2 separate regions of the Homo sapiens genome follow, and region 2 is linked to region 1. Evidence: read pairs that join two places in POLR2A ChIA-PET (ENCODE). Cell type or tissue: PC-9. All regions are shown on one strand. Links, peaks and the distances in the headings refer to the core of each region. The heading gives the core; the rest is flanking DNA.

Evidence for each region. Peaks named below come from ENCODE experiments on the same cell type or tissue, not always from the same donor. Only the 100,000 strongest peaks of a DNase experiment are listed, where the experiment ranks them.
Region 2: POLR2A ChIA-PET joins it to region 1 with 10 read pairs; 18 of 35 experiments call an interaction of 5 or more read pairs at or near these places.

Annotation. Positions count from the first base shown.
Region 1 is chr2:63,831,811-63,837,198 of GRCh38, forward strand. It overlaps a transcript of WDPCP not described here. Among named protein-coding and RNA genes, the nearest start is that of UGP2, 7.4 kb to the right of the region's middle. In PC-9, for the core only: no CTCF peak of the experiment used is centred there; no DNase peak of the experiment used is centred there.
Region 2 is chr2:63,696,926-63,702,313 of GRCh38, forward strand. It overlaps a transcript of WDPCP not described here. Among named protein-coding and RNA genes, the nearest start is that of MDH1, 110 kb to the left of the region's middle. In PC-9, for the core only: CTCF peaks have their summits at 2,316 (motif pointing right) and 2,515; DNase peaks (open chromatin) are centred at 1,746 and 2,136; H3K27ac peaks cover 1,352 bases.

The DNA.
Region 1 (5,388 bases), core at 238-5,237:
CTCTAAGTTTGGGGGCATTGATTTGACAAGGAAAGTGATAAAAGGAGATCTCTTCCTCAGAAGGATTTGGAGAATACAGTTTACAGGTGAAAAATGTGTGGACTGAAAAACATAGTCCCATCTTGTGGAAAGATGAAGAGCAGTTCTGGGACTAAGCAAAGAGCAAATGAGTGTGGTTTGAGTGGTTTGAGTTTTCTTTGAGACTACAATTATGGTATGAATTAACTTTTACTATGTATCAATACACTGCACTGGATATAGCTTATCTGGGTGATTCTTCTACTAGTCTTACCTAGTTCACTCATGTGGCCAGTTTGACTCATTAGGCAGTTTAATGAGAGCTGGATAGCCTAAGATGGGCTACAACGCATCTGGCAGCCTGTTTGTCTGTACTGTTTGGTCTAGTGGGGCCTCAACTGGAAAAACTCATCTCTACTTCATGTAGCTTGTCATTTTCCATCAGGTAATAATGGCCTTCCTCATGCAGCAGTCTCAGGTCAGTATTCCAAGGCATGAGGTTGAAAGCTGAAAAGCTTCTTGAGTCACATAACATTACTTCTGCTGTATTCTATTGGTCAAAGAAAATCACCAGGCCAACACAGACTCCAGGTGTTGGGGTGGGGGGGGGAAATTCCACCTCCTAATGGGAGGAGTGACAAAGTCACATTGCAAAAGAGCAAGGGGCACAGGGATGGGAAGAATTGTGGCCATCTCTGCAAACAATCTATTACTGCAGGACTTGCTTAGAAGTGATCACTTTTGTGTTATAAAAGTACATTTATAAGTTGATTATTTGCCATCCAAAACATGTTTCCAATAGAAATAATGGGAAAACTCTAATATACACCTATACAGTACTCTACAGTTTTTAAATTCATTCATAAATATCTCATTTGATAGTTCATTGAACAAATTTCTTTTGAGTGCCTATTATGTGTCAAGCACTATGATACACTCTGGGGATACAAGAGAGACATGGTCCTTGCTCTTAAAGAGCTTATAGTCTATGAAGGGGAAATAAATATTTAATAAGTTATAATAGTAAATCAATTAATAACAATAACTTGAGATTAATCGTATGATATGGCAATACAGGGAATAATCATTAGCTGAACTTACACTCTGTGCTAACAGAGTGAGAAGATCTTTATAATAACTCAGGCCGGGCACAGTGGCTCCCACCTGTAATCCCAGCACTTTGGGAGGCCAAGGCGGGAGGATCACTTGAGGTCAGGAGTTCAGGACCGGCCTGGCCAACATGGTGAAACTCCATCTCTACTAAAAATATAAAAACTAGCCAGGTGTGGTGGCAGGCGCCTGTAATCCCAGCTACTCAAGAGACTGAGGCAGGAGAATCGCTTAAACCCGGGAGGTGGAGGTTGCAGTGAGCTGAGGCTATGCCACTGCACTCCAGCCTGGGTGACAGAGTGAGACTCCATCTCAAAAAACAAACAAACACCTCTGTATTATATAATAACTCTCTGTCTGGTGAGACAAGCTATTAGTTGTTATTCTCATCTTTAAGTGAGGAAATTAAGGTTCATAAGGTTATCTAAGTAATTTATCCAAGGTTACTCAGGTTCTAAGTGACAAAATTTGAAATAAAAAAAAAGACCTATTTTCCAAACTCTGCTTTTTCCAATGTACTCCTCTGCTTCCCTAGACACCAATATGCGAAAACAGAAAAACACCAATAAATTAAAACCAACCAACGAACCCTTACATGATGGTACATATTTTGTGGAGATTCTTTTGAAGAGACTTCAGTGTTTACAGTTTCAGAGATTGACCATGTAATATATAGCATACCTAATCTAGAATATCATCTATAATGTTGAGGAATTTTGCTTACTTCCTAACTCTTTCTAGACCCAGAATCTAGACTGTTATCACTTGGGTTCACTGGGTTGAGAAAAAGTCATTTAAAAAATAATATAAGAAGAGGTTCTTTAACATGACAATCTAAAGACAACAAAAAGGATTTTAGATGAGAATGACTAAATTGAATTTCCACTATAAGAATGAACTATAGTATGGTCAGTTTACTAAGCAATGAACTTAATTAGGAATATATACACCTTGCTTGGCCTCAAATTCTCTTTAGAATAAGAAAGAATATAAATTATAAATAAATATATGAACATGTGTAAGTGTATGCCAACATACACACACACACACACACACAAATTTCAAATAATTATCAATGTGGTTTTATCACTGTTTTATTCCTTCTCACTAGGAAACTGGTAAAACCTTCAGCCTAACATAGCTTAAGCAAAGGTCTATCTGTATTCTTTTTTCTTTCATTATCCTATTACTCCATTTGTGACTTTATCTGGTCTCCATTCCATGCTGGTCTGTGTTAGAAAGACTTACATATCAAACAGCTGAACGTCTCTCAGTCTGTCTGTGATGCTCCAAATCCAGACAGCAGTCTTCAATAAATTTCTATTACCCAAATAGTCTGTTTTTAATTTGTTGCTGTACAGATCCATGCAAAGCTAGAACTTCAGTAAGTTGCTGACCTCTTAACATTTTCTTTGTAAACTCTTGTTGTAAGTCACTGATAATTGAGAATGGCCTCTGTCTTTCTCCTAGTACTGCTCTCTGCTCCAAATTCTCATTTTTTTTTTAATATGCTGCTCAGCAGTTGTGAGAGAGGTAATATAGACCAGAATTTTCTAATTATATGTTTTGAATGACTTAACGCTGTGAAGCATATTGATTCTTTCAGGCCTGGGGCACGCAAGTTGGGAGCCCCTGGCCTGGTTGCAGTCCAGCTGCTAGCAGCATTTACCAGAGCTTCCTGGAAGGTGGCCAAGAGGAGCAGCATCTCTACAGGTAGAGTGGATGATAAAAAAACATCTAATAATTCCACAGGCCTCTTATCCAAGGTGAAGAGTGGTATGTTCAGTAGCTGGTTCCTGAAGTAGATGTCCAGATAATGGAACACCTACCTCCTTGGCTGTGCTCAGCACATTGCAGCCAACATGGAGCTCCTGGATGGTGCAGCTCTGGTGGCTCTGAAACTCTGATTTCGTAGACATCGGATATTTTTCGTTAGCAGCTGAAGTGCCCTTTTTGTGGCATCCAAAGTAGTTTTGGTCTGACTGATCCAACAATGCATGCATGTTTTATAAATTAAAGCTTCATCATTATTTTAAAGTACTTTCTAGAAAAAAGTACTGCTATTCATTATTGGCATTTTGGTACTATCTGGATTTTTTTTTTAAGCTGTGTATTCTTACTGAAATTTAAAAAAAAAATTGAAGTGCAATTTAAAATGGCACCAGAAGCCAGGCGTCATGGCTCAAACTTGTAATCCCAGCACTTTGGGAGGCCGAGGTGGGCGGATCACTTGAGGTCAGGAGTTTGAGACCAGCCTGGCCAACATGGTGAAACCCTGTCTCTACCAAAAAAAATACAAAAATTAGCCAGGTGAGGTGGCAGGCCCCTGTAATCCCAGCTACTTGGGAGACTGAGGCAGGAGAATTGCTTGAACCTGGGAGGCAGAGGTTGCAGTGAGCAGAGACTGCACCACTTCACTCCAGCCTGGGTGACAGAGCGAGACTCCATCTCAAAAAAAAAAAAAAAAAAAAAAAGAAGAAAACAGTATTACTAGAGAACTTCAGTCATTAAGAGATTACTTGTCCCGGATAAAGGCCTGACCATTTGCACTCCTTTCTGTTTTGATGGAGAGGGGTAGCAAATCAACCTCCAGAAACCGAAGGGAGAAAATTTTCCTCCCTGTGGGTTTTTGGAGTCAGATAGCTTCAGTTCAGATCCTGGTTCTGTCACATAGTAGCTATGTGATCTAAAAAAAAAAATTAAATAAAAAAAATAATAAAATGGCACCAGAACTTAACATTAGTATTTCATATTTTTTCCTGTAGTTTTTTCTCTAAATATGACATACCTCCTCTTTTTCATTAGAGAGAAAAAGTAGTTACCTTTTATTCTCTAATCATATTATCCATCTAATGACATAGAATTATTCAATTATTTAATCTTCACCCAAAAAGCAGTCCTGAGAATCTTCTCTTTATTTTATTTTTATTTTTTGAGACAAAGTCTTGTTCTGTAGCCCAGGCTGGAGTGCAGTGGCGTGACCTCAGCTCACTGCAAACTCCGCCTCCCATGTTCAAGTGAGTTTTGTGCCTTAGCCTCCCAAGTAGCTAGGATTACAGGCGCCTGCCACCAAGCCCAGCTAATTTTTGTATTTTAGTAGAGAAGGGGGTTTAATCACGTTGGCCAGGCTGCTCTCAAACTCCTGACCTCAGATGATCCACCAGCTTTGGCCTCCCAAAGTGCTGGAATTACAGCTGTGAGCCATTGCACCCAGCTGAGAATCTTCTCTTTAATATTTCGTTAGGTTGGTGGGTGTGAAATGCTTAAAATACATTCCCTGAGACTAAGTTAGGAAACAGAAGTTCTTTATCCTTTCCTTTCCAGTGGTGGCACTAGCAGGAAATTTAATAAACTAGACCAGAGGCAGAGATGTTTAGAAAACCATCAAAAGTCATTTGATGGAATGCACAACAGGGAATCTTTCATATAGTTGAAAGAGGCAGAAAAAATAGAATTAAACTGAATGCTTTTCTCTTTCACAACTCTTCTCTGTGAGGATTTGAAAGTCAATAAGTAACCTGAACTTCTATACATATATCACTACAGTAAATCAAAATAATATTTATTCTATGAGTTTGGTAAAAGATGGTTTCTTATTAGTTTTTTTATCTTTTCAAATTATAATCACATAACAATCTACGCTTGTTAAAAACCCTGAGAGAATATAGGGAGTTTATTTATGTTTTTTCCTGGGCCATTCACTAAAGGGAATGGCTCTATTGCCTCTATCATCAAAGGGGCGGACACAATTTGGAGATACAGTTTTGCACATGAGAGAAATACAACAACCTCATGGGTGTCACCATTTCTCACCAACACTCTCCTCTGGGGAACATGCAGAACAGACTAAACAGAAAACAAAATAGTAAGGACCTGCTTCCTTCAACTTTCAAAGGAGAATCTAGAGGGGAATTATTGATAAACATGAACAAGATAATGTATGTTTTGATTAAACATGCTTGGGAGCCTAATGACTTTTAAAACCACTTAGAAGATTGGTTTATGAACCTTTAATTAACTATCCATAATGTGAACTAACTTCATTTTTTAAAGCATCTCAGTTATTTGAAATAATTGCTACTGCTCTGATGTAAAAGTTATATAACTCTCAAATATAACTTAAAAATCATACTGTGAACAAATGGAAGGATATGTCATAATTTAAATTCACAACTTGTTTCAGCAAACTTCCTGGTTCATTAACAGGGTGTTGGCAACAGGAAAGAATGAAGTCTTTCTCTTCCTCAAGTATTTGGAAAC
Region 2 (5,388 bases), core at 81-5,080, 140 kb before region 1:
CTGCATTCCTCCCCTACCTGGTACATAGTCTGTCCTGTTACAGAAGAGGGTATTTGTTGCAGTATTATTTATAATACCAAAAAAGCAGAACACTCTATTCAAGAATGGGACTTTGACTAAATAAATTACGCCACAACCAAACAATGTAATCCTATTCAGTCTTAAAATGATGTTGTAGAAGAAAATGTAGTAGTAGTTATAGTAGCTGTAGTAGTAGTAGTAGTTATAGTAGTTGTAGTAGTGTGGGCCCCATAAAGCCCACACTACCTGCCAGCATTGTTCTAAGTACTTGGCAAATGTTGACTCACTTAAATATTTACAACATTTTGTGAAGTAGGAGCCATTATTATCCCCATTTTACAGATGAGGAATTTGCAGAAATTATTTCAGTTAAAGGACACGCCCAAGGGTCACACGGTAAGTGATGAGCCAAGATTCAAATTCAGATAGATCCAGAGTCCACTCTATGAACTGTTGCATAATGACAAATGAAATGTTAATCATTTATAATTATAGGAAAAAGCAGGCTAAAAAACAGTTTGAAAAGTGTGATTCCAATTCCGTATCAAGCACTAAAAAATCGTATGATCATACACACAAAGAAAATTTGTTGTGTTGCCTGCCATGGTGTTAATAGTATTACCTCTGAGAAGTTGCATTTAAGTGATTCTTATTTCCTTTTTAATAATTTTCTATAATGTCTATATTTTCTATAATAAATCTTTATGATTTCTTCTTTTGAAACAGAGTCTCACTCTGTCACCCAGGCTGGAGTGCAGTGGCGTGATCTTGGCTCACTGCACCCTAGACTTCCTGGGCTGAGGTGATTCTCCCACCTCAGCCTCTGGAGTAGCTGGGACTACAGGGGTGTACCACCATGCCAGGCTAATTTTTGTATTTCTTGTAGAGATGGGGTTTTGCCATGTTGCCCAGGCTGGTCTTGAACTCCTGAGTTCAAAAGTGATCCTCCTACCTTGGCCTCCCAAAGTGCTGGGACTACAGGTATGAGTCACCATGCCCAGCCTATGACTTTTTTTTTTTAAGATAGAGTCTCGCTCTGTCGCCTGTTGCCCAGGCTGGAGTGCAGTGGCGTGATCTCGGCTCACTGCAACCTCCACTTCCTGGGTTCAAGTGATTCTCGTGCCTCAGCCTCCTGAGTAGCTGGGATTATGGATGTGCAGCACCATGCCTGGCTAATTTTTGTATTTTTATTAGAGACGGGGTTTCACCATGTTGGCCAGGCTGGTCTCAAACTCCTGACCTCAGGTGATCTGCCACCTTGGCCTCCCAAAGTGCTCGACTTTTTTAATGAGGAAAAAATTCTAAGACAAAATGATTTCTTGAGGTGAAATCAGCTCAACAATTGTGACCTTTATGCAAGGTCTTCTGGTATGAAGACATGGAGAGAAGTCACATCCTATGGAAAGCTTTCAAAGGACATTCCCAGATCACATCATGCCAACTGATTTGCCTCAGAGGAAAATGAACTTCAAACTCATTAATGCGTAAACTCAGTGCCTGGGAGGCAAGCTATGTTGAGCACCAAGCAGATGTTAGAATGTTGAAGCTGGCAGGGACCTGGAGCCTCTAGAATCTAATCCCTCTGTTGGCACAGACTGAGGCTGGAGGGGATGCCTATGGAAAGTCAAGTCAGGTAACAGGGAGGCACTTACAGAAAATGGCATTTGCCCTAGGAAGCAGAAGTAAGCAGGAAATTTCACAAGTCATTTAAAATTTAGTCACAGAATTTCCTGGCTAGCAAGAGAACACCTGAGATGACTTTTATCTTCTCGTGGCCACAGAAGTTTACTCAGAAAAAGAGGGAGGGGGGAATAAAGCTTTGTGAATGTATTGCAGTAAAGATTTATGCTTGGGAGAGTTCAAAATTAGCTGTGATGGAGAAGAATCCTGTTGCAGACAATGACATGGACATGTAGCCATCTTTTCCCAGACTACACCCTCTGACAGGATGCAGTTATACTCAGTATCTCCCTGGAAAATGACCCAGAGTTCCTGGACTTCCAGCCCAGTCTGGATTTCCTGAGGGAAGCTATTACTTAGTCAGGCCCCACCCTTCCAAGACATCACAGTGACTCATCTGAGCAAACTGGAGAGGGCTGGCAATCTCCAAGCAACACGGTTTCCCAGAGCTTGACCCTTCCAACAGCTACTCCCACAAACAGGGCCAATTAGCGAGTCCTGCTGATGAAGGAACACTCTCAGCAGCTCCCCTTCCCAGCTGGTTAGCAGCCACTGTCTTTCACCCATCCATGGTTGTAGGTCTCTCTCTGGCTCACTGATAATGTACTACCTCTAGAGGGCAGTTCAAAGCAGGATTCTCACTGAGTTCTGTAATGGTAGTACTTCACAGATTGTAATGAAATTATTCAAAATGTCCTCGTGAAAGAAACCCATGTTCTTTCATATAATGTCACAATTTTAGCTGTCCACTCAAGCAATTTGCAGGACCGAATCTGGATGCAAGTATTTAACTAAAAAGAACTATGTGATAACAGATGCTAGACTTACAAAGAAGGAACTGAGAGGATTCAGAGGGACGGTTGTTCCCACTAAGGTGGTGTATAAAGCAGTTTTTGAGGCGCTGGCCTTTGAGCTGGGCCTTATTAAAGATGAGCTGATTTTGACAGGGAGATATGTTAAGGGAGGCAGAGGAAGAGGGATACCCAGACAGAGGGAGAAGTCTAAAAAAAAGTTTGGAGCTATAAAAGAATGAGTCATGGCATAACAAAGCGAGAAGTCTCGTTTTCTAACATAGAGGTATCCCATAGCCAGGGCAAACTGGGAAAAGAAATATTGAATCTAAGACACCATGATTGCCATCGATTGTAACATGCACTCTGATTTCAGAGGTGTTTCAAAGGTCTTTTAAAAAAATGTGTCTTAGAATTGACAAAACACAGTTAACTGGGATAGTATTATACAAGGTCTCAAAAACCAGCTAAGAGGGTAGATGGTGAGAAATGAGGAGCTTCTGAAGGCTTTTGAGCAGGGGTGTGAGGTTATGTTTTATGAAGATTGCTCATTGCTGTGGGTAAGGCCAAGGTAGAATATGCTTTGGGCTGGGCCTGGTGGCTCACGCTTGTAATCCTAGCATGGTGAGAGGCTGAGGCAGATGGATGTGTTGAGCCCAGGAGTTTGACACCCGCCTGGGCAACCTGACCAAACCTCATACAAAAAATGCAAAAATTAGCCAGGCATGGTGGTGCACACCTGTAGTCCCAGCTACTTGAGAGGCTGAAGTGGGAGGATCACCTGAGCCTGGGGAGGTCAAGGCTGCAGTGAGCCACGATCGTGCCACTGTACTGCAGCCTGGGTGACAGAGTGAGACCCTGTCTCAAAAAAAAAAAAAAAAAAAAACAAAAAGAAAAAAAGAAAAAAATGCTGTGCTAGAGCTACTTAATTAGTACAGGCTCCAGGGAACTAGAGAAGTGGTAGTGGGAATGGAAAAGGTCAGATACAAGACTTTTCCAAGGAAAAATCAAGTGAGTCAACTGCACAGACATGGTGAGTGAGAGAGGAGTCAAAAATCAATTACAGATGGATAACGAAGACAAATGTGGTATGCCTGTCATTGTAATTTATGTTCCCTACTCATTATGCTTTCGTGCTGAACATTTTTTCCTTTACTGATTTTTTTCTAAATGGTAAAATTTTGTTATTCTTTTTCTCTCGCATACAGTGTTTAAAAGTTTTGATACCCAGCATGGTACTCACATAAAAACAGACACACAAACCAAAGGAACAGAATAGAGAACCCTGACATAAATCCATGTATTTACAGCCAACTCATTTCAACGCAGACACCAAGCACATACAATGGGGAAAGAACAGGCTCTTCAATAAAAGGCACTGAAAAAACTGGATAACCATACGCAGAAGATTGAAACTAGACCTCTATCTCTCACTATATGCAAAAATCAAATAAAATGGATTGATGACTTAAATTTAAGACTTGAAACTATGAAACTACTAGAAGAAAACATTGGGGAAATACTCCAGGACATTGGTCTTGGCAAAGAATTTTTGGTGTAAGACTTCAAAATCACAGGCAACCAAAACAAAAGACAAATGAGATTACATCAACCTTCTGCACAGCAAAGGAGGCAACAAGGTAGAGACAATCCACAGAATAGAAGAAAATATTTGCAAACTGCTCATCTGACAAAGGATTAATAACCAGGATATATAAGGAGCTCAAACAACTCAATAGCAAAACAACAAATAATACAATTTAAAAATGGGCAAAAGATCTGAATAGACATTTTTCAAAAGAAGACATATAAATGACCAATAAGAATATAAAAAAAAATGCTCAACATTGCTAGTCATCAGAGAAATGCAAATCAAAATCACAAAGAGATCTCTCACCCCAATTAAAACTGGCTTTTGTCAAAAAGGCAATAACAGATGCTGACAAGGATGTGAAGAAAGGAGAACCTTCATACACCGTTGGTGGGAATGTAAATTAGTACAACCACTATGGAAAACTGTATAGAAGTTCCTCAAAAAACTAAAAATAGAGCTATCATATGTTCAGCAATTTTTCTAGTTATATATAGCCAAAAGAAATGAAATCAGCATATCAAAGACACTTCTGTACTTCCAAGTTTATTGCAGCACTATTCATAATAGCCAAAATATGGAACCAACCTAAGTGCCCATTAATGGATGAATGGATAAAGAAAATGTGTTATATATATACAACAGGACATTATTCAGCCATAAGAAAGAATGAAATCCTGTCACATGCAGCAACATGGATGGAACTGGAGGTCATTATATTAAGTGAAACAAGCCAAGCACAGAAAGACAAATATCACATGTTCTCACTCATATGTAGGAGCTTAAAAAGTGACTATCATGAAATAGAGAACAGATTGGTGGTTACCACAGGCACCAGAAAGGGTGGGGTGAGGGGGATGAAGAGAGGTTGACTAATGGGTACAAATATACAGTTCGATAGAAGAAATAAAACCTAGTGTTTCATAGATAAATAGGATGATCATAGTTTACAATATCTATTGTATATTTCAAAATAATTAGACGAGAATAATTCAATTGTTCCTAGCATAAAGAAAAGACGATTTTTTTTTCTTGAGATGGAGTTTCGCTCTTGTTGCCCAGGCTGGAGTGCAATGGCACGATCTCTGCTCCCTGCAACCTCCGCCTCCTAGGTTCAAGCGATTCTCCTGCCTCAGCCTCCCGAGTAGCTGGGATTATAGACGCATGCCACCACACCCGGCTAATTTTTGTATTTTTGGTAGAGATGGGGTTTCACCATGTTGGCCAGGCTGGTCTTGAACTCCTGACCTCAGGTGATCCGCCTGCTTCGGCCTCCCAAAGTGCTGGGATTACAGGCGTGAGCCA